Linked DNA regions of Homo sapiens: region 2 is linked to region 1. Evidence: read pairs that join two places in POLR2A ChIA-PET (ENCODE). Cell type or tissue: PC-9. All regions are shown on one strand. Links, peaks and the distances in the headings refer to the core of each region. The heading gives the core; the rest is flanking DNA.

Region 1 (7,609 bases), core at 2,242-4,741:
CCTGGCCTGGCCAGAACAAAAGTGTGAGCAGGGAGTGGAGAGAGATGGCCAGGGCCATACCTCATAGAGCCTGGTGGTTGTGGGGTGAAGTCTGGACATGATTGGGAGAGCACTAGGGAGCCACTGAAGGCTTTCTACAGGATGCACGACCAGCCCACATTACTGGAAGGTGACGGAAGCCTGATTTTCCACAGAATTCTCTGATGTTGGAGGGATGTGATGCTCTCTGAGGACCACGGAAAATCACTTTCTGTGGGGCTGGTGCTTGGGAAAATTCCCGCCTCAACTGGCCCTATGGGCCAAGGGCCTGGCTTTTCTCCCAGCATCCTGGTCTTTGCAGGGTGTGCTGGCCTGGCCATTTCCCATTGAATGTCCCGCTTCCTCTGAATCCCCTGGCCCTCTGGGCCCAGAGCCACAGCCTGATAGCATGAGACCAGTCAGCCGGAAGGGTTAACTCCAAGGCAGTTGACCTTCGTCCTAGCAGAGATTAAACCGATTCCTAATTAATAGCCTGTAGGATAGCTACCTTGGCACAGCTTGCAAGTAATTTAAGGCTTGTCCTTAGAGGCTGGTCCATAAATTACGTTTAATTAGCTGAAGGTCTCCCTGGGACACATCAGCCTGGTGTGTGATTGAGCCTACCAGCTCAGTGACCTCTGAATTTCATGTTGGAGTATGAGGGAGATGCTGAGATACTCCAGTAAAATGTTTATTTCCTTTTCCAAAACAAGAGCTGAATTCTTTCTTCTGCTAGCAGCTCTGAGGGGTACCGCCAACCGGTTTGGGGGTCTCTGCTCAGCTAGTTCCTGGCTTTGCTCTTGACTAATTACTTATACTTCCAGGGTCTCAGTGCCTTGTCTCTAAAAAGAAGCCGAGTTCAAGTCTACAGACCCTTATCTGAAACCCTTAAGGCTAGCTGTGTCTCATAGGTCTGATGTTTTGGACTTTAGAAATGCAATCCAGCAGATAGGCCATATACCTAGTGATGCCCACAGCAAGGTCTAGGGCAGCCACCCGTAATCACAGTGATAGTTACCACAGTGGGATAAAGAGACCAGAACTAGCCTCATGATGGTTCCAATTAGGGCTTGCTCTAAACGCGTGTGTCAAAAATAAATGTAGGATTTTAGAGCTTTTTGGATTCTAGAACGGAGGATAAGGGGCCGTAAACCTCACTGTTGAACTCAGAGAAGCTCCTAAATAAATGCTAATTATGATGAGTACTGTTGTTATTTTTTTTTGTTTTATTTTACTTGCCGAGACAGAGTCTCACTCCATCACTCAGGCTGGAGTGCATTGGTGCGATCTCAGGTTATTGCAGCCTCAACCTCCCAGGCTCACGTGATCCTCCCCAGTGGCCGGGACTACAGGCGCGCACCACCATGCCTGGCTAACTTTTGTATTTTTAGTGGAGACAGGCTTTCACCATGTTGCCCAGGTTACCTGTTGTTATTATTCCTCTTTCCCCTACAGCTCATACGCTGCCATGTCCACTGCCCCTGCACATGTAGAGACTGGATGTGCGGGCAACTTTTAGTTTGGCAGGTGTCACCTGTCTGCTGGGGATGTGTGATACGTTCTTCCTGGAGTGGCTCTGCCGGAGCTGTGTTTGTGTTTCCTGCTGCCTGGGGGAGCGTGGAAGGCTTGTGACTTGGCACGAGGTCCCACTGGGTGTTCCTGTTGGGCACCCTCTGTGCGATGGCTGGGGCTGGCTTCCTGGGTGTGACCCAGGGATTCTCACTGGCCCTGCTCTCAGAAGCGCCCTACACTTGGTTTGAGGCTCGGCTGTCACCATCTTGCAATTCTTTACAATTTTTGAACCAGGGACCCTGCGAATGATGTGGCTGGTCCTAACGACAGCCATAGCACACAGGTTGTCAACTTCATTCCTCCCAAGTTCCCCTCAAAGGGAAGTTACTAATGTTTCACAGAAGAGGCAAAACTATTTCATTCATTCATTCACACAGTCACTGGGCACCCAATTACCAAGCCAGGCCTGGAAATTCCTTGGACAGCCTACATTCTAGAGAGTGTGTGTGTTTGAGAATGGGAGAAATAGACAAAAACCAAGCAAACAAATAACCACCATCACTTCAGATAGTGACCAAGTGCTGCAAAGACAAGAAAGCAGAGGGATGTGAGGCAGAAGGATGTTAAAGATTAAATTCAGTGAAGGAGAAGCTGGAATCAGGGCTGGAGTTCAGCTGTGCCTTGTTGCACTCCATGAGTACTCGCTAAAGATCTGGGGTCATTTCAGGCCGGGCGCCATGGCTCACGCCTGTAATCCCAACACTTTGGAAGGCTGAGGTGGGTGGACCAGTTGAGGTCAGGAGTTCGAGACCAGCCTGGCCAAGATGGTGAAACCCTGTCTCTACTAAAAATACAAAAATTAGCCAGGTGCGGTGGTGGGCGCCTGTAATCCCAGGCACTCGAGAGGCTGAGGCAGGAGAATCGCTTGAACCCGGGAGGCGGAGGTTGCAGTGAGCCGAGATCGCGCCACTGCACTCCAGCCTGGGTGACAGAGTGAGACTCCGTCTAGGGCGGGGGGAGATCTGGGGTCATTTCTAGGTTCCCCACCCCCCACAAGGCAGGGTGATCATTAGTTAATGAGGTCCAAGTAGGGGAGTCAATGGGGGTCTCCTTGAGCCAGGGGGGACTATTCATCCCCAAAGACCTCGTCACCCCGGCTTCTCACAATAAACCCAGAGGCTCAGTTTGGGGGGGCAGTGGGTGAGGAGAAGGGCAGCCTTGGTTTCTCTGAGGGTCTCCAAGTTCTCCCCGTGCCAGGCCCCCTGCACCTGAGGCTTCTGACCGGCCCTGCGGTTTGGTGAGCATTTTCTTGCACTTTTGACCTTCCCCACACCAGCACAGGGAGGCCAGTTTCAGTTTTCCCCACTTCCCCAGATGGAGATGGTGAAGCTCAGAGATGCCAAGTGACTCATCCAAAAGTCACACAGCAAATCAACTCCAGAGCAGATTCCTTGAGGCCCCAACCAGGCTGCTTTTCATTCCAAAGGGCAGTGCAGGCTCTCAGCTCTGAGCGCTGGCTGCCAAGTTAGTGCGGTCCAGGGCTGCTCTGGGAGCTCCGCGGGATAAACAGGCCCCCTGCTTCGGAAGGGAGGGGCGGTGCGCGGCCAACGGGACACTTTTATACCTCTTTATACCTGGAAGCCATCCCTGCAACCCCCCAACCAGGCTTTGCAAGGGAGAAGTAATGAGCTTCCCAGAAAGCCCAGAGCAAAGGCAGGCACCTCCCCAATCTCTTCCCACGAAAACCCGAAGCTGACCCCGGAGGCCCAGCCCTCGGGTTTAGAGGCTTCTCGGGGAAGCGGAGACAGAGACCCTAGAGGAGAGGCTGCCCCCGGAGGGGTGGGAGCTGCCAGCCCCCAGGGGTGCTCGAGGGGAGCGAGGCCGCTCCAGGGAGGTGGGTGCCCGCCAGAGGGGCGGCGAGGGCTGCCGGGACGGTTCACGCAGCGGCCAGCAGACTGGCTGCGTGTTGCAATGTCTGGTGGCGTTTGCAGCATCCTGTCCGTGTGTGCAGCTGGGGTAACCTCGGGCCGGCGGAGGAGCGCGTGTGGCTCGTAGGCCCTGCGGCCGGAGGCTGCTGGCACCTTGCATCTCATTTACAGCTCCGGGTTCAGCCACAGGTCAGCGGCGCCCGTGACATCACGGCGTCTGTTTACCGACGGGTCTGGGCAAGAGCGGACGGTCCCGGGGCGGGAGGGGGACCCCAGCAGCGCCCCGGCCCCCAGCCCGGCTCCCCTCCTCACCCCCTCCGCCCAGCCCCTCCTCGTCTGCACCTGAGACCTCAACCCAGCCCCCTTCTGCAGCCACCTACCCTGTCCCCTCCCCAGCTGCACCCGGGATCCCAACCCAGCTCCTCTCCACAGCCCCCAGCCTGTCCCATCGCCCCCCATCTGCACCCTGACCGCACCTCGGCCTTCCTTCGCCGCCCGGCCCAGGACCCCAACCTGTTTCCCCGCTTTCCCCGCAAAGCCCTCCCTATCTGCTCCCGGGACACCACCTGGCCCCCTCCTCACCCGCTCCACCCAGTCGCCCTCCAGTCTGCACCCAGGACCCCAGCCTCGCCCCGCCCCCTCCCCATCTATCTCCCGCCCCTTCCCATCCCCTTTCCACCCCTTTCCCATCCGCCGCTTGGGATCCCAGCCCGATCCCCACCCGGCACTGCAGCCCCGCCCAGCCCCTCCCGGGACCCCCGCGGCCCCGCCCCGCGCCCGCCCCTGGGCCCACTTTCAGAAAGACTTCCTGGAGCCTCCTGCCCGACCCGCTGAGGCTTGGCGGCTCCTCCTGCCACCCCCTCACGCCATCATGTGAGCCAGGCTGGCCTCCCGGCCGCGCACCGAGCCGGCTGCAGCTCGTTAGCTGTCAGGGCCAGGGTTGGGACGGCCCGGGCACTTTGTTATTGGAAACTGGGCTCACCCCCGCTGCGCTAGGTGGGTCCCAGGCGCTGGGGCAGCCTCTTCCCCCGGAGCTGCCTTTGCCACCTGGAACTGCTTTCTCGCTCACCGCCTCCCCTCCCCTCCCTCTGCGTAAACCAATTGTTCTGGAAGCTGAAGGGACCTGGGATTCTCTTCCTGCACACCTGGGGCTTGCCAGAGCCAACCCTCCTGGAGAGGGAGGCGCTGGGGCTCAGGGAACGGCAACCTCATTCTTCCATTTTCTCAGGCCAAACGCTCTGGTGTCCTCTGGGAAGCTCACTTTCTCCAGCACCCAGCTCTGCAACCGTCCAGAATCCCTCTTCTCCCATCACCTAAGCATCCCAGCCCAGCCCCTTCCAGCTTCATGTCAGAGGCTGTCTTTTTTCTCCTTACAACCTCCCAATCTACCCCATCTCAGAAAAGAATTCAAAGTCCTGCTGTGGCTGGTGTCTCCCGCTTGCTCTTCCACACTGGTCTCCGTGCTGGGGAAGCTCATTCCCACCCCAGGGCCTTTGCACCAACTGTTCCCTCCACCAGGGATGCTCTTCCTCCACGCGTCTGTATCGCTCCCTCCTTCACTTCCCTCAGGTCTCTTCCAAAATGTTACTTTAACCAAGAGGACTTCCCTGCACCTTTCCCCCACCATCTGAATACCACTCCCACCCCATAATCACTCCCTCCAACCCCCTACAAAGCTATGTGTTCCTCCCATGCACATCTAGCACTTTCTAGTGGCTAGAAAACTACTTACTATACAGTCATTCGTTCACGTGAACAAGTGTTCATGCTCATTGTCCCCGGACTTACACACAAGCAAACTCCGCAAGTGAGATAAATGTATTCCCCGCTGGATCCCAGGGCCTCCAAAGTGCCTGGTGCACACAATTCCACAAATAGTCCTTGAATGAATGAATGAGGCAGGACAGGGTTGTTAAAAGAGCTTCCCTTTGGAGTCCGAGCCTTGCTTTGAAACTTCTAGTAGTGCAGCCTGCATGAGTTACTTAGACTGTCCAAATTTGAATCCCACCCCGGTGGACAGTAATCTGGAGATGTGTGCTGTGAGGGAAGGGTGGTCTGTAGATGCTGGCTCCTCCCTCCTCTCCTTGGCACCCCCACCCCAAGGTCACCCAGCACTTTCCAGCAAGAGGTCCAGTGGGGGAAAAGGGCAAAGGTTGTGAGGTGTCAGCCATGAACTCTAGCCTGAGTTTCTCTGCCTCCGTGTTTTGCCAAGTGCGGCCCTGGGCAGTCAGATGGAGGTGGAGCCCCTGGCCAGTCTTGTAGGCTGGGGATGTTTGTGAAAAGAAACATCAGCCCGTGGGTTTCTGGCTGGGAGTGAGCAGTGTTCTGCCTGCCCAGAGTCAGCTTTTGTGATCGTTTCCCTGGAGAGTTTTCTGAGTGGTCCCAGAACCAAAAAGTTTCGCAAGAATCACACCCAGGGATGAGGTGGAGACTGCCCAGTTGTCACGTACTGGCTCTTGGCAGGGCGTGGTTTTAGCATTTGAAGGAGTGTCCTCAGGAACACTAGGTGCTCATCACAGGGGGAGACATGCCTGTCTCAGCAACTGGGAAGGAGGAAATCAAAGAAGGGTAGATTTGTAAATCAAATCAGAGCTGGTGTTTGTGGGGTTGGGGCATTTTACATGAAGACCTCTTGGGTAAAGAGACACTTGAGCAGAACCTGTGAGAAGGTGGCCAGGTGTGGTACCTCACTCCTGTAATCCCAGCACTTTGGGAGACTGAGGCAGGAGGATCACTTGAAGCCAGGAGTTCAAGACCAGCCTGGGCAACAATGTGATACCCCCGTCTCTACAAATAATAATAATCATAATAATTTTTTAAAAAGAAAAGAGGGTGCCCTACAAGGAGAGGGATACTTGGGAAAAGAGAACAGAGAGCAGCCAGTACAAAGGCCCTAAGGTAGAGGGGGCCAGTGCTTCTGCAGGGCCGAGACCTAGGAGGGAGTAGCTGAGACGAGGGATGGGGCAGACCAGGAAGGGCCTGCGATCCCAGTAAACACTAGATTCCAGTCTGTGAGATGGGCAGCCATCAGTAGTCATAAGCAGGGTGATGTGGTCTGACACATTCTAGAAGGATCTCTGGCTGTTGTGTTGAGAACAGACTGAGGCAGGGGCCCTGGGGCAAAGGTAGCAGCCAAGTGACCTTTTGGGACCAGGTGAGGGGTCCACTTGTGCTCCAGGTGAAGGGCGCTGAGGCAGGGCCCCAAGGCGCCGTGGAGGTGGCGAGAAGTGGTGAGAAGCCTCTGGATTTCAGAGGTCAGGCTGACAGGGTGCGTGGTGGAGTGGGCATACAGTGAGAGAAAACACTTAATGTGGGACAGTGAAGAGCCTTCGGAGGTTAAAAAGAGCTTGGCATCTGAAAACAGGGAGTGGTGTGGAGGGGAAGCAGCCTCCGTCACTTCCCAGCCTCGGGAGCCTGGGGCTGGGCCTCGCTTGGCCTCCTCTATTGAATGAGGATAATGGAGCCCATTTGTGTTAGTTTCCTGTCAATGGCACAACAAATGACCACCAGCTGTGTGGCCCAAAACACCAAAGCTGCTCTCACATTTCTGGGTACCAGAAGTCCAAACTCCAGGTGTCAGCAGGGCCCCACTCCCTCCCGGGCTCTAGGGAAGGATCCTTCCTTGTCTCTTTCAGCTCCTGGTGGCTCTTGGCAGCTCCTGGCATCGCGTGGCTTGTGGCCGCCTCACTGCCGTCTCTGCTTCCATCTTCACGCGGCCTTCCTCTCCTCTGTGTATGTCTTTCTTCTGTCTCTCATGAGGACACTAGTCCTTAGACTCAGAGCCCACCCTAACCCAGGGTGATCTCACTTTGAGATCCCCAACTCAATTACAGCTACTCAATTCCAAAGACCCTCTTTCAGCATAAGGTCACATTCACAGGTACCAAGGGTTAGGACTTGGACTCAGCTTCTCAGGGGACACTAATCAGCCGACTGTACCACATCCGGGCAGCCGAGAGGATTCAGTCTAAGAGCCCAGAGCAGGATCCAGCCTGCAGTAAAGGTCCACAGATTGTTCACTGTGGTGGCGGTGAGTGCTTGTCACAGTCCCACCCCGCCCACTTGGAGAGCAAGGGTGCTCCAGGCAAACCCCATACCCCCTCACAGCAAACACCAGCCCTGGGCACTGTGCTGACCCATGCTCAGAACAG
Region 2 (7,609 bases), core at 3,338-5,837, 200 kb after region 1:
ATATTTATTGGCAGACTTTCTCTCTAGGCTGTTGGCTCAAGAGCAAAGCCTGCATTTTTGAAGTCATAGCCATATCTCCAGAACCTAGTACAGTGTCGGGCACACACTTGATGCTCAGTAAGAATGGACTGAATGAATGAATCATTACCTATCTCATCCAAATATGAAATGGCAATAAAGGGCTCGACCATATTGTCTTCTCCTTTGTTCTTTCACTAAACACATCTGACACAAGGCGTCGTAACTGAGAATTACTAACTCTACCTAGTTTTATTCTCCTAATTAGATCGGATGCTGCCTAAGGAGAGGATCTCTATTTTCTATTTTTAAAAATTCCTTCTTGCAGCACTGTAACCACAGTAAAGTACAAACCTGATTATTTTCTATGATTTGCAGCATACATCACATAAAGAGGTATTATAGGAAAAAACAACTTTTTGGCCAGGCGTGGTGGCTCACGCCTGTAATCCCAGCACTCTGCGAGGCCAAGGTGTGCAGATCACCTGAGGTCAGGAGTTCAAGACCAGCCTGGCCAACATGGCGAAACCCCATCTCTACTAAAAACTACGAAAATTGCTGGGCGTGGTGGCGGGCACCTGTAATCCCATCTATTTGGGAGGCTGAAGCTGGAGGATCACTTGAACCTGGGAGGCGGAGGTTGCAGTAAGCAGAGATCGTACCACTGCACTCCAGCCTGGGCGACAGAGTGAGACTCCATCTCAAAATAAACAAACAAATAAACAAACAAACAACTTTTTAAAGTAAAGAATAAAGTTAAGGAAACTAATGAACAGCAAATGGTTCCTTGAATTGTCTCTGTAAGGTCGAAAAAAGGAGGACAAGGAAAAATAGCTGCAAGATATTAACTTTCTATCTGTGCACAAATAAATAGGATACGATTAGCCTGAATTCTCTGTTATTCGTGATATATAATAAAAGAAAAATTTCTTCTGAAAAGAGGTTCTGGCCTCGACAATCTGGATGGAATCGCATGACATGTTAAGGGAGAGAAGGAGCCCCAGTCATGGGAGACACATTGCACACACTCCCAGTAAGGATGTAGTTCGTCCATTTGGGAAAAAGAACCACAGTCTGGGGCTTTGGATTCTTCTTCTGGAAATGTCTACCAGGAACTAGTTTCCTGAACATATTTAAACTTTGATGAAGCTTATAAAGGAAAAGCGTTCCAAGTATGATGTTACAAACAGATAGAAGTTGTTCTGATAGCACACTAACAGTACTCTGCCAAAAATTGTAAAGGTCGACTTTTTCAGAACTCCGAAAGTTAATAAAAAACTTGCGACAATCTAAGGAGCATTTACTCAAGAAAACAAGCTGAAACTCAGTGAGAACAGCGAGCTCTGTGGCATTTTAATTTGTCCTATTCTCTTCACCCCTACCCCAGCTCCACAGTAGCCTTGAAAACCAACGGCCCTACAGTCACACTGCAAACAAAGCAGTCCTAGCAGACACTCCAGCAGCCAGAAGGAATTTGCAGCTCCCCCAGGAGTCCCATCCCCAGACTTGTCAGTATTTGGCTTGTCTGGCATCTCTCTCTTTCCTGATATTAATAATCTATGTCTTCTCTTTTTCTCCTGCTCAGACTGGTTAGAGGCTTATTAATTTTATTGATCTTAAAGAACTATATATATATATATATATATATATATATATATCTCCTATTAGTTCTATCCCTCTAAGAGAACCCTGACTAATACAGATTTTGGTACCAGGTGTGGTTCTAGAGGAACAGAATATTAAGGATGGAGTTCTTTCATTGGCTTTGGGGTTTCTGGAGTTGGCTGCTGAATATGATTAGCCCCCCAAAAAATTGCTAAGGACTCTACCTCTAATAGTATGGAGAATGCTGATAGTCCTTGGCGTGAACCGTTTGGAGAATTATGCAAAATAAATGCATTTGACACTCCTGATTCACCGCTCATGAGAGGCAAGGATTTTAGTGACTCTATACATAATACCTTTGACCATATGTAGAAAACCAAGTAACATAATGAAGCTGGTTGGTTGCTCCTAAGTTCAGTGGACAAAGTAATGAAAGAAAATGATGAACTCAGGGATTCTGTCTCCCAGCTTCAGAAGCAGATACTGAGCCTCAAATCTGCTAAGATTGCCCTAAGTGAGAGTCTTATCTCCTGCAGAGAAAGAGCTGAAATTGTGGAAAAACAGACACAAGCTCTTGTCATGCAAGTGGCTGACCTGCAATGAAAGATGCACGCCGAAAGATGCACACACAGCCTCACCAGATGTCTGCTGTTAAAGTGAGGGCAATGATTGGAAAAGAATGGGACCCTGCAACTTGGAATGGGGATGTGTGGGAGGACCCTGATGAAACTCGGGGAAACTGAGTTTGTAAACTCTGATGAGCCTTTTTTGCCAGAAGGATGAGCTTCCCCATCCCCAGTAGTGGCAACATCTCCTCAACCCATGCTGTCATCAGCTTTCCACCTTTGTCTGAGGAGATGAATCCTATGCTGCCTAAGGCAACAGTGATGACCTCTCTTGAGGCAGCTGCCAGGCAAAGTAATGTTGATTCTCCTCAGGAGTCACCCCCAACACCCCTGTTTGCTTCTAGACCTAAAGTCCCGGCAGGCCCCTAGATGTGAGGTTGAGAGTGTGACTCACGAGGAGGTGTACTACACTCGAAAAGAACTGTTTGAGTTCTCTAATTTATATAGAAAGAAATCTGGAGAACAGATACGGGAATGGATATTAAGGGTATGGGATAATAGTGGAAGGAACATAGGGTTGGATCAGGATTTATTGATCTGGGCCCACTAAGTAGGCATTCTGCTTTTAATGTTGCAGCTTGGAGAGGTAAAAAAGGTTCTAATAGTTTATTTACTTGGTTAGCTGAAATATGGATTAAAAGATGGCCCACCGTGAGAGAGGTGGAAATGTGTGATCTCCTTTGGTTTAACGTACAGGAAGGGATCCAAAGGATTAGGGAGACTGGGATGGTGGAGTGGATTAGCCACTTCAGACCTACTCATCCCAGCTGGGAGGGTCCAGAAGATATATCCTTGACCAATGCCTTGCGGAACAGATTTGTAAGGGCAGCACCTGCATCTTTGAAGAGCCCTGTAATTGCTTTTCTCTGTATGTCAGATCTAACGGTGGGAACAGCAATCATTAGCTACAAAATTTAAACACAATGGGGATAACTGGATCCCGAGGTGGCAGGTTGCCAAGTGGCAGCACTCAATCGTCAAAGGCAAGGTGGGCATAGCTACCATAATGCACAGCAGAGGCAAAGTGGCAATCAGAATAGTCTGACTCATGTAGAGCTCTGGCACTGGCTAATTAATCATGGTGTTCCTAGAAGCGAAATTAATAGGAAGCCTGCTGCATTCCTACTTAATTTATACAAGCAGAAAACTTCTAGGTTGAATGGACAAAAAACTAGTTTGAATTATAAAAACAGAGAATCATGGCCCCTCAGTCAATTTCTAGACTTGAGCCAGTTTACAGACCCAGAACCCCTTGAATGAAGGGGAGGCCGGATCCCCTTGAGGAAGGACCCCACTACATTGCCGACAATTTACGCAGTGAATCTTTCTCCCATCCTTCCCAAGGAGACCTCCAGCCTTTTACCAGGGTAACTGTGCACTGGGGAAAGGGAAAGGATCAGACATTTCGCGGATACAGGACACTGGCTCTGAGCTGACGTTGATTTCAGGGGACCCAAAATGTCATTGTTGCCCTCCAGTTAAAGTAGGGGCTTATGGAGGTCAAGTAATTAATGGAGTTTTAGCTCAGGTCTGACTTACAGTGGGTCCAGTGGGTCCCCAGACTCATCCTGTGGTCATGTCACCAGTGCCAGAATGCATAATTGGCATAGATATACTTAACAGCTGGCAGAACCCCCACATTGGCTCCTTGACTGGTAGGGTGAGGGCTAGTATGGTGGGAAAGGCCAAATGGAAGCCCTTAGAGCTGCCTCTACCTAGAAAAATAGTAAACCAAAAACAGTATCACATCCCTGGAGGGATTGTGGAGATTAGTGCCACTTGAAAGATGCAGGGGTGGTGATTCCCACCACATCCTTGTTCAACTCTTCCATTTGGCCCGTGCAGAAGACAGATGGATCTTGGAGAATAACAGTGGATTATCGTAAGCTTAACCAAATGGTGACTCCAATTGCAGCTGCTGTACCAGATGTGGGGTTTCATTGCTTGAGCAAATTAACACATCTCCTGGTACCTGGTATGCAGCCACTGACTTGGCAAATGCCTTTTTCTCCATTCCTGTCCACAAGGCCTACCAGAAGCAATTTGCCTTCAGCTGGCAAAGCTAGCAATATACCTTTACTGTCCTAACCGCAGGGGTATATCAACTCTCCAGGTTTGTGTCATAATCTTATTTGGAGAGACCTTGATTGCTTTTTGCTTCCGCAAAATATCACACTGGTCCATTACACTGATGACATTATGCAGATTGGATCCAGTGAGCAAGAAGTAGCAAACACACTGGACTTATTGGTGAGACATTTGCGTGCCAGAGGATAGGAAATAAATCCGACTAAAATTCAGGGAACTTCTACCTCAGCAAAATTTCTAGGGATCTAGTGGTGTGTGGCCTGCCAAGACATTCCTTCTAAGTTAACGGTGTTGCTGCGTTTGGTCCCTCCTACAACCAAGAAAGAGTTACAATGCCTAGTGGGCCTATTTGGATTTTGGAGGCAACACATTCCTCATTTGGGTGTATTACTCCGGCCCATTTATTAAGTGACCCGAAAGGCTGCCAGTTTTGAGGGGTCCAGAATGGGAGAAGACTCTGCAACAGGTCCAGGCTGCTGTGCAAGCTGCTCTGCCATCTGGGCCATATGACCCAGCAGATCCAATGGTGCTTGAGGTGTCAGTGGCAGATAGGGATGCTGTTTGGAGCCTTTGGCAGGCCCCCATAGGTGAATCACAGCAGAGGCCTCTAGGATTTTGGAGGAAGGCCCTGCCATCTTCTGCAGATAACTACTGTCCTTTTGAGAGACAGCTCTTGGCCTGTTACTGGGCTTTGGTGGAAAATGAACATCTGACTATGGGTCATCAAGTCACCACGCAACCTGAACTGCCCATCCTGAACTGTGTGCTTTCTTTTTTTTTTTTTTTTTTTAACATTTATACAATAATATTATTTTAATCAAGAATTTCTTAAAATTTCATCACGGACTTTTTTTTTTTGAGAGAGTCTTGCTCTTGTTGCCCAGGCTGGAGTGTAAAGGAGTGGTCTCGGCTCACTGCAACCTCCACCTCCCAGGTCCAAGCGATTCTCCTGTCTCAGCCTCCGAAGTAGCTGAGACCACAGGCACCCGCCACTGCCCGGATAATCTTTGCATTTTTAATAGAGATGGAGTTTCACCATGTTGGCCAAACTCCTGACCTCAGGCCATCTGCCCGCCTTGGCCTCCCAAAGTGCTGAGACTACAGGTGTGAGCCACCGGGCCCAGCCAAGGATCTTAATATAGTCATTTATGGCAAAAGAAAAATAACATTTTTGGGTTGGATGCAGTGGCTCACACCTATAATCCCAGGACCCTGGGAGGCCTAGGCGGGCAGATGGCTCGAGTCCAAGAGTTCAAGACCAGCCTGGCCAACACGGCAAGATCCCTGTCTCCACAAAAAATACAAAAATCAGCCAAGTGTGGCACCACACACTTGTATTCTCAGCTACTTGGGAGGCTGACGTGGGAGGATCACTTGAGCCCAGGAGGAGGAGGTTGCAGTGACCCGAGGGAGGACCACTGCACTCCAGCCTGGGTGACAGAGCAAGATTCTTGTCTCAAAAAAAATATTTAAAAAAAACACAAAACATCTTTTGGGAGTAAAAGTGTTTATCCCCACTGCTTCACTTAACTAGCTGTAAAAAGCAATAAAATAAAATAAGATGTTTTGTTTGATCACATAGATTTACAGTTACCCAAATGAAAGATTTTATTTACAAATTAAAAATAAAAACAAAGGCTGAAGTGGGCAAATCACTTGAGGTCAGGAGTCAGAGATCAGGCTGGCCAACGTGGTGAAACCCCATCTCTACCAAAAAATATATAAATTAGCTGCATGTGGTGGTGCACACCTGCAAACTGAACTGGGTGCTTTCTGACCCACCCATCTAGCCATAAAGTGGGTCGTACACAGCAGCATTCCATCATCAAATGAAGTGGTATATATGTGATTGGGCTCGAGCAGGTCCTGAAGGCACAAGTAAGTTACATGAGGAAGTGGCTCAAATGCCTATGGTCTCCACTCCTGCCACCCTGCCTTCTCTCCCCTAGCCTGCACTGATGGCTTCATGGGGAATTCCCCATGATCAATTGACAGAGGAAGGGAAGACTAGAGCCTGGTTCACAAATGGTTCTGCACGATATGCAGGCACCACCCAAAAGTGGACAGCTGCAGCACTACAGCCCCTTTCTAGGACATCCCCGAAGGACAGCAGTTAAGGAAAATCTTCCCAGAGAGCAGAACTTCGAGCAGTGCATCTGGTCATGCACTTTGCATGGAAGAAGAAATGGCCAGATGTGTGATTATATACTGATTCATGGGAGGTAGCCAATGATTTGGCTGGATGGATGGTCAGGGACTTGGAAGAGCATGATTAGAAAACTGGTGACAAAGAAATTTGGGAATAGGTATGTGGATGGACCTCTCTGAGTGGTCAAAAACTGAAGATACTTGTATCCCATGTGAGTGCTCACCAATGGGTGACCTCAGCAGAGGAGGATTTTAACAACTAAGTGGATAGGATGACCTGTTCTGTGGACACCACTCGGCCTCTTTCCCCAGCCACTCCTGCCATCGCCCACTGGGACTATGAACAAAGTGGCCATGGTGGCAGGGATGGAGGTTATGCATGGGCTCAGCAACATGGACTTCCACTCCCCAAGGCTGCCCTGTCTACAGCCAGTGCTTAATGCCCAATTTGCCAGCAGCAGAGACCAACACTGAGCCCTCGATATGGCACCATTCTTCTGGGTGATCAGCCAGCTACCTGGTGGCAGGTTGATTATATTGTACCTCTTCCATCATGGAAAGGGCAGAGTTTGTCTTCACTGGAATAGACGCTTACTCCAGATACGGGTTTGCCTATCCTGCATGCAATGCTTCTGCCAAGACTACCTCTGTGGACTCATGGAATGCCTTATCCACTGTCATGGTATTCCACACAGCATTGCCTCTGACCAAGGCACTCACCTTACGGCTAAAGAAGTGCGGCAGTGGACTCATGCTCATGGAATTCACTGGTCTTACCATGTTCCTCATCATCCTGAAGCAGCTGGATTGATAGAATGGTGAAATGGCCTTTTGAAATCACAATTACAATGCCAACTAGATGATAATAGCTGGGGCAAAGTTCTCCAGAAGGCTATGTATGCTCTGAATCAGCATCCAATATATGGTACTGTTTCTCCCATGGCCAGGATTCAGAGGTCCAGGAATCAATGGGTGGAAGAGGAAGTGGCACCATTCATCATCACCCCTAATGATCCACTAGCAAAATTTTTGCTTTCTGTTCCTGCAACATTAGTTCTCCTGGCTTAGAGGTCTTAGTTCCAGAGGGAGGAACACTGCCACCAGGAGACAAAACAATGATTCCA

The links. ChIA-PET counts read pairs that join two places held together with the same protein. Peaks named below come from ENCODE experiments on the same cell type or tissue, not always from the same donor. Only the 100,000 strongest peaks of a DNase experiment are listed, where the experiment ranks them.
Region 2: POLR2A ChIA-PET joins it to region 1 with 13 read pairs; 7 of 35 experiments call an interaction of 5 or more read pairs at or near these places.

The regions. Positions count from the first base shown.
Region 1 is chr1:12,592,024-12,599,632 of GRCh38, reverse strand. The region is part of intron 1 of DHRS3 (dehydrogenase/reductase 3); the gene reads left to right. Among named protein-coding and RNA genes, the nearest start is that of MIR6730, 17 kb to the right of the region's middle. RefSeq lists an enhancer at 6,352-6,851. In PC-9, for the core only: no CTCF peak of the experiment used is centred there; DNase peaks (open chromatin) are centred at 2,972, 3,572 and 4,332; H3K4me3 peaks cover 1,798 bases; H3K27ac peaks cover 2,500 bases.
Region 2 is chr1:12,390,064-12,397,672 of GRCh38, reverse strand. All of the region lies in intron 60 of VPS13D (vacuolar protein sorting 13 homolog D), which reads right to left. Among named protein-coding and RNA genes, the nearest start is that of SNORA59A, 110 kb to the left of the region's middle. In PC-9, for the core only: no CTCF peak of the experiment used is centred there; no DNase peak of the experiment used is centred there.